Regions from separate parts of the Homo sapiens genome. Here regions 2 and 3 are each linked to region 1. The links are chromatin loops, found by intact Hi-C in ENCODE. Cell type or tissue: chondrocyte. All regions are shown on one strand.

Region 1 (8,000 bases):
TAGGGTACAATGTGATGTCTCAATACATGAAATGATGAGTAGCACTTAAAAAGCCCAGGATTTAAACTCTGGAAAAAACCTTCTTCAGAGCTCATTTCAGGTAAGCTCTTATTTGCAGTTAGGGAAACTGAGGCTCAGAGAAAGGAAATGACTTTCCCAAGGTGACTCAATGAATTTGTGGCGGATCTAAGATATGAACTCAGAGCCTCAGCCCCCAAGCCTGGCACATCTCATTCTACCTGACCTCAATCAAGCCTTATTTAGACAATTTACAGTGTCAGAAATTTTGAACTGCCATAATATTCTTGGCCAGTTTTATAACCAGTTCTAAGATAAGATTAATCTCTATAATTATTATAATTCACAATTGTAGCATGTCTCTTTTCTTGCTCAGGTCATTTAAAATGTGATAATAATCAGGCCTCATAATTAATAATAGTAATTAATAACTTTCACTTATGAAGCCTATGCTCCAAGCTTAGTGCTTTTGGCTCTAGGTATGTGAGCATGTTGAATCCCCACCACAATCTAGGCACAGATAGTAATGCCCATTGTATAGATTTGGAAAGCATATCTCAAGGAGATAAAGTCTTTAGCCAAAGTTATGGCGCTAAGGAGTGGCAGAGCCAGGAATCAGACAGATCAAAGGCCTGTGGTCCTCCCACCTTGCTCTAAAGATCCAGCTGTGGGAATATCTTCCTGAAGTGTCTGATTCAGAAATGGTATTCCCATTCCATCTTTCTTAACTTCCTCCTCTGCCTGGGGAAGGCGTGGTTGGAGCCCACTGCAATGTGATGAAACTAACGCCCCGCTTGGATCTTGCATCACTCTTTACACCATTTACCAAAGGATGCCTCTAGAGCAGGAAGCTTTGAGAAGACCTGGGGAGCCTGGAACTTCTAAGTCTAAACAAGGAACTGACTCAGCAGGGTCTGGCTATCTTCAGAGTCTGAGGAGAGGCGCATCAAAGGAATGACAGCCTGGTACCTTTGATGAAGGAACTGACAGGAAATTAACAGCCTCGTGCAGGCAAGGACAAAGACAAGAAAAGGCCCATTTGGGCCTCATATCTCTCTGGATTGGAACCCGCAGGAAGCAGAAGGGGCTGTTTAATCCTGGCTCCAGAGCAACCGTGAAGGCTGGCTTCCTCCCTTGAAGAAGAACAAGGTGAAGGAAAGGTGAGGCAAGTTAAGATAAACACCCAAACTTCTGGCTGGCTGGCTGAACTGAATCTTTCGATTTAAGCTGTCAGTGGGTTCTTTTTTTTTTTTTTTTCTATTCTTTTACTTTTTTAAATCTAAACTGTAATCACACAATACTCCACCCAAGTGCTTGATAAGGATTTCTAAGACAGATCCTAACACAGTCATAAAAAAATCCCCTCTGAAATGTGCACTTTGTACTGTGTCTATGAGTAGGTGTGTTTAAAATGTCACGAACTGGAATGCCTAACTCTAGTTCCCAGGAATTAATCACTTAGAAGAGTGAAAGGGGGGAATTAACTTTCTTTAAAACTTATAAGGTTCTCCAAAGCAGCAGCCAAAATAGAACTTGCTGAATAGAAATATGGTTATCTTTCCATAAGAACTAAAAATCTTTTTTTAACATATTTTTCTCTGAAACTGCTTTGCCAAGTTTCCTCTTGTGGATTAGCTGCAGGTCACAGATATTCTGGGAATAAAGATATGAAAGGATTTTTTTTTCTTTCTTGGTTACAATTCAATGATTTTAGTAAATTTATAGATTTGTGCAATCATCACAACTATCTAGTTTTAGAGCATTTTGATTGCCCAACAGAATTCCCTCAAGTTCTATTTGCAGTCAATTCCTGTTCAAATCCTCAGCCCTGGGCAACCACGGCTTTATGTTTCTATAAGTTTGCCTTTCCAGTTCATATAAATGGCCATTTCATATAAATGAAAATCATACAATATGTTGTTTTTCATTTGGCTTTCAGCATATGTTTTTGAAGTTCATTCGTGATGTAGCAAACATCAGTATTTCTTCCCCTTTTATTGCTGAACAATATTCCATGGTATGGATACACCCTGTTTTCTTTATCTACTCACCAGCTGATGGGTATTTATGTTGTTTCTTTTGTTTATCTGCTCACCAGTTGATGGGTATTTGTGTTGTTTCCAGATTTTGGCTATTATAAATAAGGCTGCTATGAACATTCTGGTGTGTGTTTTTGTGTGAACATGTTTCCTGTTCTCTTGAGTAGAATCCTAACTTGCTGGGTTGTGCAAAGGGTTATTGACTGCTGCTATACACTAGGTTCCATCTGATTCAGGTGTGTAGTGTCAGTGGAAACTTATCAAGCAGTTTTTAACTTACTTTTTAAAATCGGCTGATGCACCCATTACTAAAGGGATGGTCTATAAAAACAACTGTTGTGATTCGATAAATGCTGAACAGAGAGGAGAGGTCAAAGTCCAGCTAATGTCAGCTGACATGTGGCCAGGTTCATCTTTGGACACGCTTCCAAAAGGGAGTTTATGAAACTTGCTTCATGGATCAAGAGATGTCCTAATCATTACAGATCCCGGGCATCTTTGTATAATATATGTATGATCAGATTGATCGTGACTTCACACTCCCTCTAGGACCACGTGGAAGGGTTGAGAAAATCCAGGCAATAGTTTGTAGCCAAACAAGAGCAAAACTCGAGTACCTCTGAGGGAAAGCCGGACCCCTTGTCCATCCTCTCCTGTGTAAGTAACTTCATTTATAAGCTGAAATGACGCCACCAGATCATCCTATTACCATCACCATGCCTCATTAGAGTGGGGACTTTCGGCGGTGGCTTGGGAAGTACCCAAAGTTTTAGGGGTTACAGCAGAGGCCAAAAAGGCAGACAGAGGAAGCAGGGTAGAGCTCTGAAAAGGTTCAGGGCCAGGGACCCACAGGGGGAGGCAGGAGTGGCAGGCACCACGATCTGCTCTCTGGCGCTCTACAGGAAAGCACCGGGAGTCAATGTCCTCGCGCGTCCCTTGCGCAGAGTGTGGTGCGAGGTTGGGGGGTTACTGGAGACCCAGGGGGCTATCACCTTGGACACCTATGGTGGGGGGAAGGCTGAGGAGTAAGATAACCGGGCAGCTGGAAACTTACAGCTCTTCCCCCGCAGTGGAGGAATGAGGAGTTCAAAGGCCACGTCCACACAGAGGGTGACAGAGGCATCCTCTCCGCGCAGGACGCGGACTGGGGGCAGGCACGCAGCGCCACCCGGATCCTGGAGTCGTCAAGAAAAACGCGGGCGCGCAGGCCGAAGAGGGTAGGTCCCGGGGCAGCCTCGCCGGCACCCGCCCCCGCGGGCGTCTCCCCAAGCCGTGTGGAAACCCGGGCGGCTGCGGGCGCTCGGGACCCGCGGGCTGGTGACCAGGAGCTGGAGGGCAGGGCTCGGCCGCTCTTGCCTTAGCCCCGCACTGGGGTTCCTTCCCCATGCGCTCAGGATCCCAAGCTTTCTCTTCCGTTTTCGGCCTCTTTTTCCGTTAACTCCTGGGCCCGTCTCCTCCCCTCTAGCCCTTTCAAACTGCTTGGCTGTGGCGCCCAGCTTTCCCTCCGCAGCCTCCTTCCCCGTCTTTTTCGCGGGTCCATCTCTTCTCCTTTCCCAGCCTCATCCCCGTCCCCCTAGGCGGTTCCTTTTTAGCCTTCACCCACTGGCGTCTCCACCTTCCTCCGCCTCCTCTCTTGCCTCCACCTCCCACCCTGCAAACTTGTTCAAGCCAGGGGTCCCCACACAGGCATGGTTGTTCCCTGCTGGGTGTGCGGATCCCCACGCCGTTCCCGGTACCGCGAGCGCCCCGCCCAGTCCTTGGCGTGATTCCTAAGCCCCGGCCCTGCCAGCCCTTTCTCCCGGCGACTCGGGGAGGGAGGGCAGGAAGCAGGCCCGGGGAACCCTCACGGTAGCGAGTCGTCAGTGAGGGGAACAGCGGAGGAAGGAGCTAGGACTCCGGCGCTGCGCCCCATTAGGCCCTTTCTCCCGTAGAAACGCACACTCCACCGGGCCCTGGCGGGTCTGTAGCGAGGGAGTGGCAACAAGTGACACTACCGGCGGGGGCCACTGATACCTGGCTGGGGTAGGGGCCAAGGCACCCTCCCAAAAGCTGGAGCGAGGCCGACCCCGGCGAAGCGCTCCCCGCGCACCCCTCTCCGAGGCGTTGCGTGGGGGGCACTAGACGAGAGGAGAGCTGAGAGAGAACGGAGACTGGGCTCTTCCCAAGTCCTAAGTCTCCCTCCCCGCCCGACTTCACCACCAGAGCCACCAGAAGAGTTTGCAAGGGATGGGAGATTGAGAGGGGTGGGGGCTGGGCAGGAGCCGCCAACGTTGAGGGATTTTTGGAAGGTGGGGTGGTGGAGTGAGAAAGAATAGAACGCGCTCCCGAATTCCCAATTGCTTCCCTCACTTGGACGATACCTTCCCCCAACCACCATCCCGGCCCGCCAGGCGAGAGCCCAGCCTGGCCAGCTGGAGCGGATTTGGGGGAAGGAGGAAAATGGGGGCTCCCAACCCCTCTCCAGCTTCCCTCCGCCGCCCTCCCTGATTGGCTGTGCGTCCCTGGAGCCCAACTTCAGTCGCTCCAGACTCCATCTGAGCCCTGAGGGAGTCGGAGCGCCGCGCCACGGGGCGGGAGGGGCGGCCACGAATCCAGGGGTTAGCATCTCTGGGCCCCTGGGGGGAGGGGCGCGGACGGGGTCGGCCCCCGCAGCCTCTGCGAGGCCCATCTCGCTGCCTCTCGCAGCCTCGGCTTCTCTCAGCCCCCGCCCTTTCCTTCCCTCACAGCGGCAGCCTCCCTCCTCCCGCCCCCCCCGCCCCGCACCCGCCTGCCCGCCCGCCACCTCCCCCCGGTTTCTCATTCCTGCCACTAGCGCGCTCGGCGGCTCATTCCGCGGCCGCCGCCAGCTGAGGGGAGCGTCGCGGGCCGAGGAGCAGATGCCGCGGGGGCCGCTCGCAGCCGCCGCTGACTTGTGAATGGGACCGGGACTGGGGCCGGGACTGACACCGCAGCGCTTGCCCTGCGCCAGGGACTGGCGGCTCGGAGGTTGCGTCCACCCTCAAGGGCCCCAGGTGAGGTGCGCCGCCAGTCCCTTCCTCTCGCCTGGTTGGGGCTTCTTGGAATGGGGGGCAGGATTTTCTCAGGAAGAGAATGTCTTGGCGGGGCGGGGTGGTGAGGGGGACGGTGGTATCTGAGTCGAGAAGGCTTCACTAACGCAAAGCAAAAGGGAGGGAGAGATTTGTTTAAAAATCAGAAAGGGAGAAGGGAGCCAGCTGTGGGCGCGGGCAAAGCAGGGGACGGAGGCTTCAGATGTGCGCTCCACGACTCTCCCTGGCTCCGGCCTCCTGTGGGGTCTGCGCCGAGGCCACAGCAGAGGGGGTTTGTACCTGGCTGGGGCAAGAGACTGCAGAGCAGACCTCCGGACACGCCGACTGTCCCCGGTCATATCTCTGGGGAAAGTCGCCCACGGCGCGGTGCCCGCCAGCCCTGCGCCGCTTCCCCAAAGCGGCGACATGACCGCGCTCTGCGGGGTTCTTACTCCATCCTCCCGGATCCCTGCCGAAAGCTCCCCGGGGCTTAGTCCCTGCAGTCGAGACTGCCGGGTAAGCCCGGGAAAACGGAAAGACCCCAGCTCCGGAAGGAGATTGCCCGCACTTTAATAGCGTGGGTTTGGGGCCGCCGACTGTGGTTCTGGGGCAGCAGGCTGCGGTGCGCTACAGCCCTCCAGCCCGAGTCTCTGCGGGAGCTCTGGCGCCCGTTTGTAAGCTCCCACCAGCGCAGGAGTAGGTCCATGAGCGGCCCAGACTCGGGCTCGCCTCTGGCTTGGGATTGGCGAAAGCTGCCAGGGTCAACGTTAACTTTGAGAACCACACCTTCCCGAAACCTGCGCCGCTTCTCGGAGCGCGCCAAGCCTCTCTAGCTCCCGGCACGCACGGCCTCCCTCCCTGCGCTCTGCCCCGGAACGCGAGCCGGGAGGTGGGAAGCACTGAGAAGCTGGCCAGATGGGGAGGACGGCGAGGAGAGCTCCCTTCTCCCCCCTCCCCAACCCAGAGGAACTGTAGGAGGGCCCGCCTCACGCTGTGAAGCGGAGTCCCCAGAGAAAGTGGGGTCGGGGGAGGCTTGCGGGTCCGGCTTCCTTGTCCGTTTTTTTGCCGAGGCCCTGCTTTCGCCCGGGGCTCGCCGCGCCTGCCTCTCCCGGGTGAAAGGTTTTCTAGGTGCTAGAAGAAGCCCTGTTGCTTTTGCTGATAATGCAGTAGGAATTTCATGGGCCATCACACTGCTATTAAGAAATCGCATCTTTTAATTATTTAATACCATCCCTGCCTGACGACGGGTTATCCCTAAGGGATGGGAGTGGGGGGTTGTTCTTGAAACCCGGCTGTATGAGGGTATAGATTTCACTAAAGTCTTCCCCCTTCGTCTCCCCCTAAAGAAATCGTGCTACGATCGCTCTGAAATCTTTTCTTATTTTCTTCTTCTAATCATGGCTATCGGTTTAATATGAGGCAGTAAGTTTTCGTTTTAATCACAGGGAGGCTACCATAATTAATCTGGCTAGAGGACGGATCAATTTCCTCATCACTTGGGCTTGCAGCAGACGTCGATGGTTTTGCGGGGTGTCTGGATTTCCTGGGGATGGGGATGCAGATGTGTTCTCAGGAGCGAGGATCCTGTAGCATCGCATGAGCACATTTGCCAGGCTGGGCTCTGAGCGCTAGAGCCTAATATGTTGGCAGAGAAGAGAAGGGACTGACCTTCTTTTCGTTAATCCTGGAATTGTTTTTCCTACAAATACGTAGGTGCAGACACCAGAACAGAAATATTAACTGCCCAACCCTAGCTGCAGGGAGCCTGGTCTTCTTCCAATAGGACAAAGGAAAAAAAGTTACAAAACAAAGGGACAGAGTTGTGGCCAATACGAGAAGCACTCTGAGGCTCCAGCTACTGAAGTTCCTTAAATGTAATCTCTGATTCCAAGTTTTAGAGTTGGCCAGTGGGCTCTGGAATTCGAACCTCTGTGAAAAACTGAAATCCAGCCTAGTACAAAAGGAATGTGAGTGCTTTTCAGTAGAGACCAGGGAAAGGCATCTGAAAGGCCAGGAAACTTTGCTTGAGTAAGGATTATCTTTACATCTTACTTTTGAAACATTGTAAATTAAGACATTAAAATGTCTTGCAGGCATGCACTATTATTAATAAAAATTATTACTATCATTTTAGTTGTTACTTCAGAGTCTGCATAAACTGGGCATTTTATGACATTGTTTGAAAGAATAAACCACCCTCCTCACCCCTGGGAAAGGGGGAATGAAGGCAGGCCTTGGAAGGATTGAGACTGGATAATCTGGCGAGCCCCAGACATGTAGATTTATTCAAATGGCTGCTTATTGCTGCCTAGGAAAATAAGCTTTTAAAATAGTTCTAACTGAAGCAGTGGACCATCTTGATAGCACTTCAGAACTTTCATTACGTTCAGCATTCTTATCAGAACACCAGACAGTAAAATTACTAGAAACCTAAATTCTATTTTCAATTAAGATGCAATCTTTTGTTAATTTGAAAATTTAAAAAAAATAGTTATGGCGCAATTTTTTTTATGTCTTAGAACTCATGTTCCCTCTGTAGAGTGGTGGCTGTGGATGTGCATGTTTGATTGTTTATTTGTGGGAGGAGGGGGCAGGGGACAGACTTGGAGAGCCACGCCATGATTTGGGGGAATACGGATCAATTTCATGCTCTTTTAATGCACTTGTCTTCATAATTCATGGTTTTTCTTCTCCTTTGAATAGAATTACATGGCTGCTTTGTAAAGATTCTGGTTTGGGGACCCTCATATGGGAAACGCCATGACATTGACCTCGTGGTCTGATTTACAATGCCAGTACTGCGCTCCCAGGAGCATAGCATGTCCTGGAACCTTGCCTGTGAATGCCTGTGACTTATGAAGTGGTAACTTATGAAGTTGGTAAACTTTGATCTCTTATATTCAAATCTGTTTTCAGA
Region 2 (8,000 bases), 260 kb before region 1:
TTGGACTGTGGTTAATTGTAGGTAACTGAAACTGCAGAAAGCGAAACCACCACGGAAAAGGAATGACTATTGTATTTAAAATATATATATATATATATATATATAATGAAGTCAATTTACAAGACAACCAAAAGCAACTTAGTGGCTGTTATTTTAGATTTGGTATATTTTTCAGAAACAGTTCTCTAGACTACAGAGACTTCCTAAAACATATTTTAGCCCAGGCCCTAATTTCTTGGAGAATATTGTACATGATGATTTTGTGTGCATGTCTGTATACGTTGTCTAGTCAAATAAATACTTCTGGCCAGGCATGGTGGCTCATGCCTGTAATCCCAGCACTTTGGGAGATTGAAGCTGGCAGATCACTTGAGGCCAAGAGTTTGAGACCAGCCTGGCTAGCATGGTGAAACCCCATCTCTACTAAAACTACAAAAAAATTGGCTGGGTGAGGTGGCGCATGCCTGTAATCCCAGCTACCCGAGAGGCTGAGGCACAAGAATCACTTGAACCATGGAGGCAGAGGTTGCAGTGAGTTGAGATTGGACCACTGCAATCCAGCCTGGGTAACAGAGTGAAACTCTGCCTCAAAAAACAAAAACAAAAGCAAATAAATACTTCTGTGTAATTATGTCTAATTTGATAGAGCAAATCAAATGATAATAGGACCAGTTTCTTTGGTGATCCATGGCTTTAAACACAGAAACCTTCTGGATTTTTATTTTAAATTACATTATTTTATAAATAAGTCATCTTGGAGTGGTACTTATCCCGAATGTGAATGATACAACTGACCCAACCCACTAATGGAAATACAGAGATTATGTTGTCACGCCCCGAGGTAGTGCTGAGCCTGTTGACAGGTGATACTTAATGGGGCTGAAGAGGGTTATTGAGGACTGTCTTTATCTAATGGATAATCTATTTTTGCCATAAACCCCCAGTTGGAATTAACTCTTTCCTCAGAAAAGCATGTAAAACACTTGTCCATAAACCACAGTGGTCAAATGACTGCCACCCCTAAATACAGACACCACCAACACTACCACCGCTGCAGAGAGAGCAGGGGCAGAATTCAGCATTCAGGTTGGCAAAACAGAGAGCTCCGCTGAATACTCAAATAAGCACAGATATCAATAGGAAGCATGTTGGAAGGAAGCAGAAATAAATGGAGGTATACCCTTACTGATGTATACACTTAACTGAGAGATAAGGGATCTGGACTGGTTCAGGATTCATGGCAGAAAGTGGGGTCACACACACATAGACACCCACAATATGGCTTTTTCCAGTTGTGTGTCCATCAGACACAGTTGTCAAGCATTTCTACCAGCACTTCTGGGAAGAGGAATGAGAGGTCAACATCAGAACTGGATCGAACAGCCCTCTCTGTAATTGCACTTATCTTATTTCAGATGATAGTTAAAAATGCCTTTCTCTGCATGGCACACTTCACAAAGTTTTCAATACAGAATATAGGCTCACTCATGCTTCACAATACAAGGTATCCAACAAAGCATGGTGAGGCATACATGACCTTTGCATTTGGGCCACCCAGTTCTGTCTTATGCCACCTCTGTGACCTTGACAAGTGCCTTAGCCTTTACAGGTTTCAAGCTCTTCATGTTTAAATAGCGATATTAATAGTACCAATTAGAGTTGTGAGGATTTATAATAAGTGTTAGCTATGATAATTTTATTATCATCATAATTAGTATTATTACCAGGATTATCATGTTCATAAATCCTTTAAGGGACTTCATCTTTCTTTTAGTTATTAAAGTACAAAGGATGGAAAAAGAAAGATGGTAGAGAAGGACCAAAGAGTAAAGAAGGTAGAGAGGGATGGTAGAGAAGGAAAAAGAAAGAAAACAGGACAGAAAGAGGAAAGAAGGAAGGAAGGTAGGAAGGAAGCAAGGAAGGAATGGAGGGAGGAAGGAGGGAAGGAAGGAAGGAAGGGAAAAATAAGGAAGAAACTATGATCTTATTAGGATTGGGAAATACTGTGTATTTATTTCAATTAAGATTCAGATGACCAGAACAGGACAAAGCATAAAACATGTCTGTTTTGTAGATGTCTGCCTTGAGTTATTTCTGCTTGGGGATATTAAGCATTAGAATAGCTCTTGTAGATTCAGCTTTCAGAAGGCATGCCAAGATCTGAGTGGCTGGTTACAATAGGAAGAGGATGAAGACCTGTCTAGATTCCCGAGTGGATATTCAACAGTAGCTGGACCCTCAGTCTGCCAAGAGGCAACACATTGAATTCAGACTTAGCTGGGATAACTGTTTGAGCATGTGGAAGTGATGGGAGAGTAATGGAGAAGAGATTTCTAGATAGCCATCATTACCAGCATCAGAGGGAAAAAGGGGTAGCCAAGTAGCAGCCCAGACAGTAAACAGAAACCCTGTGGTGAGGATGGAGTCTTGACTCCAGAGAAGAAGTGCAGAAGCTCCCTTATGGGAAAGTTTCCTACAAAACAATGTTTGGAGGGAAGTCCCAATCCTGAGTGTTGAGCAAGAGTCTATATAAATAAGATCAAGTTTCATCTCCACTTGCAACCCTTCAAAAACTTTCCACTTCCTGTAAAATTCTAACTTCTTGTTAGGGTTGGCAAGTGTCTAAATGATATGGTTTGGCTGTGCACCACAACCCCCCCCCACCAAATCTCATCTAGAATTGTAGCTCCCACAATTCCCATGTTTCATGGTAGAGACTCAGTGGGAGGTAATTGAATCACAGGGGTGAGTCTTTCCCATGCTGTTCTCATGATAGTGAGTAAGTCTCACAAGATCTGATGGTTTTATGAAAAGGAGTTTCCCTGCACAAGTTCTCTCTCTTCTCTGCCGCCATGTAAGATGTGACTTGGTCCTGCTTGCCTTCCACCATGATTGTGAGGCCTTCCCAGCCATGTGGAACTGTGAGTCAATTAAATCTGTTTTTTTTATAAATGACCCTGTCTTGGGTATGTCTTTATCAGCAGCATGAAAATGGACTAATACACTAAGTGATCTGGATCCTGCCCAGTCTCCTGGACTCCTCTTTTGCTACCTGCTCCATTTCCTTGAACATACCAAGCTCTTCTCATTGTGGGCCCTCTGCACTTCCTTTTACTTTTTATGGTAATGTATTTCTGCCCATCTCCACATGATGAGCTTTGTCTCATCACTCTGGTCTCAACTCCAATGCCATCTCCTTATAGAAGTCCTCCTCTGCAGAGTAGACTTATTGTATACGGTACCACCATGTTTATTCCCATTAGAGCATGTATCACAATCAATAATCACTTTGTTTCATTTTTTACTCTTATTATCTCTCTCCCACTGTCTCCAAGGGCCATGCTCATCTCGTTACATTCCACACTGCTATATCCTCAGTACCAAGCACAAGATCTGACAGTGGACAGATACTCCAGAAATACTTGTTGATTAGGTGGGTGAAAACTCTTAGGGCAGAATACGATGCTCCACAGCTCATGTGCTATTAACTGTGCAAGGTTAACATGGTAACCTGGTCAGGAGTTCCTGCCTCAATAAGGTTCACTAGAATCAGCCAGGTAAGCTATGAAATCTGTTTGAATCACAGTATGTGTATTCCCAATTTGGCTACATGTTGTAACTTAAGAACAGATACTTGGTGGAAGAAAGAAGCAGAGGATCACATTAGTGTTTCTTAAGGACAATAGGTATGAGCAGTAACGGTATTAGTGGAGGGTGTATTATGCAGGGCACAGGAGAAAGAACGCAGCTTCTCTTCCATCTCTAGCAAAGAAAAGGAAGAACCTCTTTTCCCATGTCACTACTGAGGGCTTCTTTGTAGAATTCTAAGAGTGGAAGGAAGAACTCCACTACCTCCTCACTTACAGATCATGTCAAAAGAGAATTAGAGATTTTTATTCTATGAACACTGCATCGTTTGACATAAAAGGAGAACATTTTTTAAAAAGTTTAGAAACATTTTGATGCTGTTTGATATTGCCATCCTGAACTTTTTGGATATCCCATAATATTCACAAAAGAAACTTTTAAAACCCAATTTTAATGCTTTAGTGCCAGTTTGCAAACCAGGTACAATTCTCATCTGATTCAAGATTTAAATAAAAAGACAAAGAAACAAAAAACATTTTATGAGAATTCAGTATTTGAGAAATATGGTTTCCAGTCACTCAGAAGAGCTGTAGAGATGGAAAACATGTGGTGTGAATAATATATGCCATAGACAAGGCAAATATGTGAAAAACTTATATTTGTACTTTTGTTTTTGCTACACAGTTTACACAAATCACTGCCTAAGCATTAATATTTATACTCCTAAGCGTTTTTTTCTACCATGCCCATCAAACTGTTGCATAATCAGAGTAGTCAGTATATCACATCACACAGGGGAGAACAACTTACCGGCCTCAGTTCCTGTAAATATTTTTCTTTTGTGCTGGATTAAGGTTATCCTCATGGTAGGGGTCCTTGTGGAAGTAAAGTATGCCAACATATTTTATGATTTAAAAAAATATGGACACTTCATGACTCTACAAAAAGTTGGTGTTTATATTCTGCATGGAAGATATGTTTCTGACCTAGCCCCTGAAGTTTTTGAGGTTTATTCATCCTGAATTTATTTTTAAGCTAAAGAGAGGGCCCTTTTCTGCAGAGAGATATTTTGCTTGGCAGAAAACACAAATACCGAATTCATTCTTGGGTTATGGCATGTTTGAAAGTGTTCCTGCTACCCCTACGCTGCCTAAAGAAGGTAAGCACTTTTGTACTACCTTTGCTAAAATAATTGTAGGACTGCTTACTATCTTCAAAACATAAGCAGCTAAAGCTCTTTGCCCTGGTGTCCAAAAGCATGTAGATTTGACCTCAATCTTCCTTTATCATGGTATTGATTTTTCAGTGCTTCCCTTTTGTGTGAGAGAAGATAGGATGGCACAACAAGTGTGTGAGTTTAGGGTAAGGCAGACCTGACTTTGCATCTTGTTTCTGCTTCTTAATATGTGCCTGATTTTACTTATTCCAAATATAACTACAACATTTGGATCATATGGATAGGCAGTATCAGCAAGTGGTTAAGCCTTCTGGCTCTAGAAAAAGGACAATCTGAATTAAAATACTAGCTACACGTGACCTAGTACAAGTGACTTCGTTCTCTAAAACTTTAGTTATTTCACCTTTAAAATGGGGATGTGTAACAATACCTGTTTCACAGTTGGTTGTGAGCAGTATATGTATATCAGCTAGCTGTTGCTGCATAACAAACTAACAATGCTCAATGGCTTAAAACAACTGTTTATTTTGGCTCATGAGTCTACCGGTGATTTGGGCAGCTCTTCTGTTTTACCTGGGCTCATTTTTGCTTGTATGTTCAGCTACAAGATGGGTAGGTGGCTTTGCCGATCCTGTCTGAGTTCTTTCATGTGTTTGGGAGTTGGCTAGCTCAAGATTCTAGAATGGTCTTTGCTGGAAAAACTGAGTTTTCTTTCTCCAGTAGGCTACTCTGGACTTGTTCTCATGGTGGTTGGACAAAGTTCTGGGGGAGACAGAGGGTGGGGAGAGAGAGAGAGAGAGATTGAAAGAGACAAAAGGAGAGAGAGTGAGTGAGTGAGAGAGAGGAGATGGAGACAGAGAGAAAGAGAGATTCAAAACCTTTTGAGGCTTGGGCTCAGATCTAGTATAACAACATCTTTGCCACAAAACAAGTCCAAAATCAGAAGGCAGTTACAAAGTTGCAGCAATGTCCACAGCTACAGGGAAGTCAATTATTTTGGCCAAAAATACCACAAAATTCAAAATGCTTAGCATAAAGGGTGATCATATTGTAACTGCTTAATAAAAAGTTTTCTGTCATGACAGATTGGATATTGAACAATAGAATTATGCTGAGGATTAAAAGCTCATAGAGACAACCCTAACGAAAGTAACAGCATCTACGATGAAATAGGTTATCACAAAATAGTGTCAATGATGCCCCCTGTGGCCTAGACCAAAAACACCGTATCTCCTCTTCTTTTTAGATGTCTTTGCTATGGATGTTTACCCACCCTAGGATGCTGTGATAGTTAATTTTATGTTTCAACTTGACTGGGCTAAGGGATGCCCAGAAAGCTGGTAAAACTTGGGGCTATGTCTGTGAGAATGTTTTTAGAGGAAATTAGTATTTGACTTGGTAGACTGAGTAGAGTAGATTTCTCTTCCCCATGTATTTTATATTTATAAATTGTATTTTCCTTTTTAGCTTAAGAAATATTGGCCAATCTGATAATGGTGTGAGTAGAAGCCAACCAATCCTTTGAACACCTGAACAGAACAAAAATGTGGAAGGGTGAATTTGCTCTTTCTGCTTTAGCTGGAATATCCACTTTCTGTTGCCTTCGGATGTCAGTGCTCCTGGTTCTCAGGCCTTCAGACTGGGGAGTGGGACTTACATCATTGACTCTTTTGGTTATCAGGCCTTTGGGTTGGGACTGGAACCAGCTTTCCTGGGCCTCCAGCTAATGTATGGCAAGTTTTGGGTCTTCTCAGCCTTCATAGTTATGTAAGCCAATTCCTCATAATAAATCTTTATCTATATATCCTATTGGTTCTGTTTCTCTGGATGCCCTTTCTCTATCTCCATAGGTCACAAAATCTTCTCCAAGGTCTTACTTCTGATTGTTACTATCCCTCATGAGGTCATCCTCCCACTAATCCTACAGAGATCTTATCTGCACATTGTGTCATCCAGCTACTTCCTTCCTAGATTTTGGTTATGTTGACGTTTTTATCTCCTTGTTGATTCTACTCACTTTAAACAGAGACTGTTTAAAAATCATATGTTTTATTTCCTTCTGCACATGATAACTACTTAACAAATATAGGTATTGGGAATTAGTGTGTAAAAGAGAGAATCAGGGAGAAAAATAAATTGTATTTTCCTTCTTAGCTTGAGAAATATTGGCCAATCTGATATTAAATTATTCTTTTACCGCATACTGCATGGTTAACTTGAAGAAATAGAAAGACCTATAATTAGGTTCAATATCTTATTTTCTCTCTGTTTACTTTTATGTTTAAAATTTTACCATTAGAGATGTGTTTCTTATGTCTAAGACATTGTTATCCCTTAGAATGTCTCCTCTATAAATTACTTTTATGGTAATTGATGCAGTGTTTCTGTATTAGTCTGTTCTCATGCTGTTAATAAAGACACACCCAAGACTGGGTAATTTATAAAGGAAAGAGGTTTCAAGGACTCACAGTTCCACATGGCTGGGGAAGCTTCAGAATCATGGCGGAAAGCAAAGGAGAAGTAAAGTCATGTTTTATATGGCAGCAGGCAAGAGAACTTGGAGGAGTTCAGGAGCTCCCATTTATAAAACCATCAGATCCCATGATACTTATTCACTACCAAGAGAACAGTATAGGAAAAACTGCCCCCATGATCACATTATCTCAACCTGGCCCTGCCCTTGACATATGGGGGTTATTACCATTCGAGGTAAGATTTGGGTGGGGACACAGCCAAACCATTTCCGTTTCAAATGAGGTATTTACCTATATTAATTTATACCTAATAACTCGCTTATCCAGATGCCAGCCTGTTCTCTTGACCCTGTTGGTCCCTTAGTCTTGACCTGGAGTCCACTGATATGTATTCGAATTGGCAACTGTTTACATTCCCCAGAAATAATCACTTTGTGTCCAAAGACTTAGAAAATAATTTTGATTTTGCTTTATATCCCTGACAAGTGAGGGATGTGAACTTGCCCATGTTTTTTATACATTTTACTGCTCTACGTTTCTCCAGAGTCAAAATTAAACCAACACCCACCCTGAGGGTAGGAGTTACAACTAGTCACAGGTGACATATGACTTTCTTGTCATCCTACAGGCCAAATTTTTTATGCTTTGCAAAACCATTCATTTCCAGGTTGTCAGAGAGCCTTATATTGTGCTTTCTGAGTTTTTTTTTTTTGAAGGGGTATGTCAAACTGGTATTAATTTAGGGGTTTATTTTTTAATAT
Region 3 (8,000 bases), 900 kb before region 1:
GCTCAAGCTGATTTGAGTCCTGAAGCCTGGCATGGGTGAGACTTCCTGGTTGCATGGGCCAATTTAATGGGTGGAAGCTTATTTCTCCACCCCAGGTTTGCCACCAGAGCCCCAAGTGAGGCACCTGGATGTGTCTTGGCAGCTAATGGAGACATAGGTCACTGTTTTGGTGAATTTCACCGAGGAACCAAGGATGCTATTATGAAGGACCCTCTGCCAGGCTTTTCTAAAGAGTCATGGGTAGGAGTGGGTAGAAAGGAGGATGGTCTCCTGTGTAGTGCAGAAGAACCACATCCAGCAAGGACTCCACCCCTTCAAAGAACCACTCTGTGAACTTGTAAAAATTCTTTTCCAGTCACTATCTTTCCTTTCCTCCTTCCTCTCATCACATAACTTTTCTCCAGTGAAACCTAGGCTTGAAGTGAGTTGAGGCAGAGTTTTCAGAACCTAAGCGACTCAGGCTGGAGGTTTTCAGGCACTTTCAAGCAGAATCTGGTCTGGCTGGCTGCCCAGTGCTCAGCCTGCCTCCAAGGCCCTGGCCTGAAGGCTGCTGGACCCTCACTGGGCTTGGGATTGAGTCCTCTGTTTGGTGAGTCATCTGCCAAAGAAGCACAATTAGTGAGAACTGCCTCTGGTGGAGCCAGCTGCATTTGCCCACCAGGGCCTGTTCCTGGGCCTCCTCCTCATTAGCCTTGACTTGGTCTCTGGTAGTAAGAGGAGCTGGCTCTTTGACGTTTGACACCTGCCTCTGGCCGTGAGTCCCAGAACCACCAAGCCTGGCTGTTCTCCGCCTTCCAAAGGCTAGGGCATGCAACCTGCTCCACTCTCTCCAGTGCGTTTTCCACTGCGATCTCCTATTCTCTATTTAACAGCTGCAGGTGTGTTCTGGCTTAACGCAGAGACTGACATCAGTCCACTCTATTGCTTCTCCAACCTCCTTTCCCCCAGGGCCCAGCAGAGTGGCAAATCAATGACTTAAAAGACTGATCCATTATGAATACTGAATAGTACCATATCTTTACTCCCTTCTCATATAATAGTATTATACATCCGTACCCCCTTGCCATATGACTTTGCAATATCTATAGGAAAGGTAGTGTACTTATCTCAGTCTCATTTCTCATTGACTTTGGACATGACCATGAAGCTTGTTTTAGCCAAGAAAATGCTAGTAGGTGTGGCAAAAGCAGGTTTTGTTTCTTTCTTTTTTTTTTTTTGGAAACAGGGTCTCACTCTGTCACCCAGGCTGGAGTGCAGTGGCACCGTCATGGCTCACTGCAGCCTTGACCTCCCAGGTTCAAATGATCTTCCCACCTTAGCCTCCCAAGTAGCTGGGACTACAGGTGTGAGCCACCACACCTGGTTAATTTTTGTATTGTTTTGTAGAGATGGTGTCTTGCTATGTTGCTTAGGCTGGTCTTGAACTCCTGGGCTCAAGAGATCCTCCCACGTTGGCCTCCCAAAGTGCTGGAATTACAGGATGAGCCACTGTGTCTGGCTTAATTGTATTTGTGGAGTTTTGCTCAGACTCTTGCAATTCTGCTATTTGCTATGAGAAGACAATGCCCGTATTTGCTGCTGGTCTTGGAGAGAGACATGGAGCACACCCAAACCTGCCCCACTTCCCCAAAGCCAGAACGGTAAATCTACAGACTTAAAAGCAATAAATGATGTTGCACCACTGAGAGTTTGGACTTGTTACATGGCAGTATTGGAGAAAAACATCTGCCTGTCATAGGCATCATCTGGGAGCTAGGGCTGTGTCATCTTTGTTTCTGGCTGTCTCAGATCTTAGGCATGTAGTAGAAATGCCAGAAACAATTTGCTGAATGGAAACAGGGACAGGGAGGGAGGGACTCTGGTGGACTTACTGTGTTTGGTTGACACTCTGCTCTCAGTCTGGGTCAGACTCCCACATTCAATCCATCACCAAGCCCAGTGGAATCTGCTGCCAAGATATAGCCCAGATTTGTGTGTGCAATCTCACAGTTGTAAGGTATTGAATCAAATTGTTATGCCACTCTACAAACAAAGTAAAAACACTTCTGTCCAGTCCATGGATCCTGAATGTGCCCTTCCTCTAAGCCCCTGACATTGGTTAAAACGTGAATGGGAGGATCCAGGAAGGCAGAATAGCAGTCAGCCTAATGGCATATCCTGTTCCTTGGAGAGCTCCTTTGGTCTGTTGAAATAGTTCAGATCTGACCAACAGAGCACTAGACTGAGAACTCAGGGTTTTGAGTTTGCATCCTGCTGCTAGTTTGACTTACTCTGTGACACTGAGTAGATCACTTTCTCCCCCAGTCCTTAGTTTTCCCATCTGCATAGTGGCTTTATCACTTACAAGCTGAGAAGGTAAGAATCTGAGAACAATTCACTAAACCTGTCCAAGTGTTAGTATCCTCATCTATAAAATGAAATACTGGCCAGGTGTGGTGGCTGACACCTGTAATCCCAGCACTTTGGGAGGCTGAGGCGGGTGGATCACTTGAGGCAAGGAGTTCAAGACCAGCCTGGTCAACATGATGAAACCCTGTCCCTACTAAAAATATGAAAATTAGCTGGGCGTGGTAGTATGTGCCTGGAGTCCCAGCTACCCGGGAGGCTAAGGCAGGAGAATCGCTTGAACCTGGCAGGGGGAGGTTGCGGTGAGACGAGTTCACACCACTGCACTCCAGCCTGGGCAACAAAAGCAAAACTCTCTCTCTCAAAAAAAAAAAAAAAAAAAAAAAAAAAAAAAAAAAAAAAAAAAAGAAATACTGCTGCTCATCTCTCCAGGTTAAACAAGGATGGAATAAAATGACAAATGCAGCCAATAGTTCGCTGCCTGGATGCACAGTCCAGTGGATGCTGCTGATAGTTTTTTGTTGTTGTTGTTTATTTCTGAGGCAGGGTCTCCTCTGTCATCCAGGCTGGAGTATGGTGGCATAATCATAGCACACTGCAGTGCCCAACTCCTGGGCTCAAGCCATCCTCTCATCTCAGCCTTTTGGCTAGCTGGGACCACAGGCATGCATCACCAAACCTGGCTAATTAAAACATTTTTTTTTTGTAGAGATGAGGTCTCACTATGTTATCCAGGTTGGTCTTGAACTGCTACCTCAAGCAGTCCTCTTGCCTCAGTCTTCTAAAGTGCTGGGGTTACAGGTGTGAGCCACTGCCCGCTACTGATAATTACTAACAACAATAGTAGATGGAAAATGACCGATTTCAAAGCAATGCCATAGATTAGCATGACCGTCTCCAGTGAAATAAACTTGCTTATAACTATCTTGAAGAAAAACAGAATAATTGATTCACATAACTTGAAACGTCAGGGGTTGAGCCAGGGCCTCATATACATTGTGATCTCTCTCACTTTCCTTCTCTATTTCCCTCTGCTTTCACCCCCAGTCCCTTCTTGCCTTTGCCTGGAGGATGCCCTTCATACCTTTATAGAATGTGATTGGCATGAACCCAAACCGAAATAGGACAGCTTTCCTTCCAAGCAATGATTCTGATTGGCTGCCCTTGGACCCATCACTGTTGCTGGAGGATGAAGAGCCACATGTGGCTGTGGCTGGATGTGAGCCTTGCACTGTAGCAAGCGTGTGTGGGGTGTGCTGTCCCCAACATTCTCTCCAGAACCCAGCAGCATGAGGGAGGTGTGGCTCTCTAAAGGAGACAGGCTGGGCTGCCCCTGAATGCTCTGCCTGACCTGCCTGGGACAGTGTGCAAAATCCTCAAGCCACTTGGTTCGTGGTAGATTTCATTTGGCAATTCAAGGTGGGGGGATATGCCCATAGACCTCTTTGCTGTAGGATGACTAGTATAGACTGTCAGGGGGATAGGAGGACCAGGTGGATTCAGCAGCAGTGATGTCTTAGATGATGAAAGGATTACACAGCAATTTGCATAAAAGCAGAATTGTCTGACATACACATGTGCAGAAAGCAGAGGCTGGATATTGTATAACATAATAAGCCAACTTGTGTTTACATGGCTGGGGAAGGCCTCATGCTTCTTTGTTTTTTATTGTGGTTGTTTTGTTTTGTTTTGTTTTAAGACAGAATGTCACTCTGTCGCATAGGCTAGAGTGCATTGGCATGATCTTGGCTCACTGCAACCTCTGCCTCCTGGGCTCAAGGGATTCTCCTGCCTCAGACTCCTGAGTAGCTGGGATTACAGGTGGCACACACCACCACACCTGGCTAATTCTTTTGTATTTTTAGTGGAGACAGGGTTTCACCATGTTGGCCAGGCTGGTCTTGAACCCCTGACCTCAGGTGATCCAGCTGCCTCAGCCTCTCAAAGTGCTGGAATTACAGGTGTGAACCACCATGCCCGGCCAGGGCTCATGCTTCTAAATGGAAACGGGTCAGCCAGCAGCGCATCCCTTGTCCCTGCTCTGTCTCCCATTGCCTTTCCCTATGAATCCTCTAGGTGGGGCCTCATCTCTGCCCCTTTAGACCTGGCTCTTCTTTTCTGGCATGCCACCTCTCTCTGCCTCCCTCCTGTCCATGTCCTATGGAGCTGCAGGCACAGCTGTTACTGCGTTCCCCTGTTTACAAGCCTCTGCGGATTCTTATTACCCATCAGAATAAAGTCTCAGAAACTTCATTATTTTCATATAAAATCCTTACTTTGCCCTCTTCTCCAGACCAGAATAAGCACATGTTGGAATATGATTCACCTGGATTTGAGTCTTGCTGCTTCTTTCATATGATTTTGAATTGGACATTCATCCTCTCTGGAGCTCAGTTTCTTGTAAAGTGCAGTTAAAATCTTTCTCTTCTCTCCCTCCTCCGTCTCTTTCCTCCTGCTCTCTTTTCATTCTCTTCCACTCTATCTCCCCCACTTTCCCTCTCTCTGCCATCTCCCTTATCTTCATTCCTTTCATTCTCCCCTCTCTTCTACTTTCTGTCACTTTCTCCACTTCTCTTTCTCCATTTCTCTCTCTCTCCTCCCTTCCTCTCTCCCTCCCCTGCACATATACTCTACAGTGATGTCTTGAGAATCAGGTGATAGCACAAATCAGAGCACCCAGAGAAGCAGAGGTGTAGATGGGAAACTCAGCATGTGCCTGTTGCCTAGTGTTCTCTGTTGCCTTGTACCTTTGTTGTGTAAAACAACATTTGTCTGGACTTAGCCCTAGGTGCCTGGTACAGAGCTTGTAAAACTCTTGGATTCCTTCCTTCCTTCCTTCCTTCTTTCCTTCCTTCCTTCCTTCCTTCCTTCCTTCCTTCCTTCCTTCCTTCCTTCCTTCCTTCTTTCTTTCTTTCTTTCTTTCTTTCTTTCTTTCTTTCTTTCTTTCTTTCTTTCTTTCTTTCTTTCTTTCTTTCTTTCTTTCTTTTTTGAGACAGAGTCTTGCCTGTCGGCAGACTGGAGTGCAGTGGTGCAATCTCAGCTCACTGCAACCTCTGCCTCCCAGGTTCAAGTGATTCCCCTGCCTCAGCCTCCTGAGTAGCTGGGACTACAGGCACATACCACCATGCCTGGCTAATTTTTTTGTATTTTTTAGTAGAGACAGGGTTTCACCATGTTGGCCAGGATGGTCTCAATATCCTGACCTCGTGATGGACCTGCCTCAGCCTACCAAAGTGCTGGGATTATAGGCATGAGCCACCGTGCCTGGCCAACTCTTGGATTTCTTTAGTGATAGGAGTATCTTTGTTACGCAGGATCCCCTTGGATCACACATGAGTTTATGCTGAGATGAGATGACTTGGGCTGGAGGCTGGTCACCAGGAAGACCAATCAGGTGGTTAGATTGGAGCTTGGAGCCAGCCTTACTTCCAGTAAGGTGAGGGAGGCTGGAGATTGAGTTATCAATCATGTCTATGTAATGAAACCCCAATAAAAACTGTAGACACTGAAGCTCAGTGGAGCTTCCTTGTTGGTGAATACACTGATGGGCCAGAGAGTGACAGGCCCTGATTCTACAGGGAGAAGGCACGGATGGATGGATGGATGGATGGATGGAGGGATGGATGGAGGGACGGATGGAGGGATGGATGGAGGTATGGATAGGTGGATGGATGGATGGATAGGTGGATGGATGGATGGATGGATTGGTGAATAGATGCATGGATGGATGGAGGGATGGATGGATAGGTGGATGGATAGGTGGATAGATGGATGGATAGGTGGATGGATGGATGGATAGGTGGATGGATGGATGGATGGATTGGTGAATAGATGCATGGATGGATGGATGGATGGATGGGTGAACAGATGAGTGAATGGATGGATGGATGGATGGATAGGTGGGCAGATAGATGGATGAGTGGGCAGATGGACAGGGAGAGGGCACGAAAGCTCTATATTCAAGACCTTCCTGGGTCTCACCTTGTTGTTTGGCTGGTCCTGATTTGTATCCTTTATAATAAAATTGTAGTAATAAGTATAGTGCTTTCCTGAGTTCTGTGAGCTATTTTAGTGAATTATCAAATCTGAAGGGAATACTAGGAGCCTTCACATTTGTAGCCAGTTGGTCAGAAGGGCAGGTGATGTGGGACCCCACTTGAGCTGGTGTCTGAGGTAAAGACAGTCTTGTGGAGGACTGAGCCCTTAGCTTCTGGGGTCTGCACTATGGGTGGTTAGTACCAGAACTGAATCACACTTCACGATTTTAGGGTGAAATAGAATAATCTTCCACTAGACTGCCCAGCTCTGGGCTCTACTCTTGTGACATCCCTTTCTGTCTGGATTGTTCCTCTGCTCCTTATTTGACCAGAAACTCTTATTCACCCTGCAAAACTCAGCCCAGATGCCCAGCTCTTAGAGGTTTTCCTTCTCAACTTCTTATTACGGAAAATTTCAAACATATGCAATTAGGGAGAATAATACAACCAACTCTCATACACTCATTGCCAGCTTCAACAAGCACCAACTTCCTGTTGTTCTTGTTTCATAATTTACCACCCCTACCCCCGAACTTTCAGAGACTCCTCATGGTCTCTGTAATGAGAACCAAGGTGCCTTCTGGGGTCAAGGAAGTGAAGACTAGGCCAAGGTCATCCTTCAGGGAGTGTGGCAGACCTGGGGTTTAGCTGCCTTGCATCAGTGACTTGTATGCAGAGGAAAATGAAATGAGAAATGCACTTACATAAAATCTGAATTGGCATGACAAGCAGATTTACAGAGAGAACTGCGTGTCGTTTGAAATAATAAGACCAGCATTGTTTAGAAGGCAGCAGATGGGAAAGAGCACACATCTTGTCAGCCAGAACTCGGGTTTATCTAACAGCCCTGTGTTAGTTCAGTTCACCAAATATGTCTCCATGGGTGAGGGGATAGGGTGGGCTTCACACCTACTCTGGAGGCTGGATATTAGCAAACAAGTGGTCATGAGCAGGGGAGTGAGGAAGGGTTGGGAGGAAGGGTGGGAAGGAAGGGGCTTCCAGGGGTTGCTGACATATCATCTCTCCTCTTAAAGATTTTTACTCTACCCTTTCTCTCTTCCTCCATCCCTTCCTCCCTCGGCTGCCTGTGGAGCTCTAGCCATGCCAAAGCCTGGGCTGGGAGGTGGTGATGGTGGTGGTTGTGATGATCATCATGATAAAGATGATAAGAATATGTAATAACAAGCACTTACATTGGCTTTAGCGCGTGGCAGGCACAGTTCCAAATGTTTCACATGTGCTCACTCATTTCATCTTACAAAAAACCTATCAAGGTCAATCGTTACATTATCTAACTTCCAGAGAAGAGACTGAGAAAGAGATGAAGTCACTTGCCCAGAGTAGCAGAGCTACTAGACATGCAGAGAGGAATAAGGCACATGGCTGCCAGCTTGCATGGGCTCCCACAGGCCAAATTTAGATCAATTTTTGAGTGTCAAACAGAACAATACTGTATTCATGAGTCTATGGTTGGTAATAGACTAGGGGAGAGAGAAAGAGAAAGAGAAAAAGGGAGAGAGAGAAGGGATGGGGGAGGAGAGGAACTCTTCTTTACAGAAAAATGCCAACTAATCAATGTAGACAGAATGAGAAAATTATCATTTTTCAACCTCCAGT

What was found. A loop is a pair of places that touch in the nucleus more often than their neighbours do. Peaks named below come from ENCODE experiments on the same cell type or tissue, not always from the same donor. Only the 100,000 strongest peaks of a DNase experiment are listed, where the experiment ranks them.
Region 2: it touches region 1 in a loop (3-fold over the local background); 4 of 110 quality-filtered maps call a loop at or near these places.
Region 3: it touches region 1 in a loop (4-fold over the local background); 5 of 110 quality-filtered maps call a loop at or near these places.

Annotation. Positions count from the first base shown.
Region 1 is chr16:65,118,948-65,126,947 of GRCh38, reverse strand. CDH11 (cadherin 11) reads left to right here and starts at 4,885. Exons shown (of 13, transcript NM_001797.4): 1 at 4,885-5,068. In chondrocyte, CTCF peaks have their summits at 4,671, 4,883 and 6,806; DNase peaks (open chromatin) are centred at 3,267, 3,927, 4,607, 5,467 and 4 weaker places.
Region 2 is chr16:65,383,340-65,391,339 of GRCh38, reverse strand. The region is part of intron 2 of LINC00922 (long intergenic non-protein coding RNA 922); the gene reads left to right. All of the region lies in intron 3 of LOC124903780 (a long non-coding RNA gene), which reads right to left. Among named protein-coding and RNA genes, the nearest start is that of LINC00922, 190 kb to the left of the region's middle. In chondrocyte, CTCF peaks have their summits at 4,468 and 4,668; no DNase peak of the experiment used is centred here.
Region 3 is chr16:66,022,849-66,030,848 of GRCh38, reverse strand. No RefSeq gene overlaps it. Among named protein-coding and RNA genes, the nearest start is that of CDH5, 340 kb to the left of the region's middle. RefSeq lists an enhancer at 224-723. In chondrocyte, a CTCF peak has its summit at 4,421; no DNase peak of the experiment used is centred here.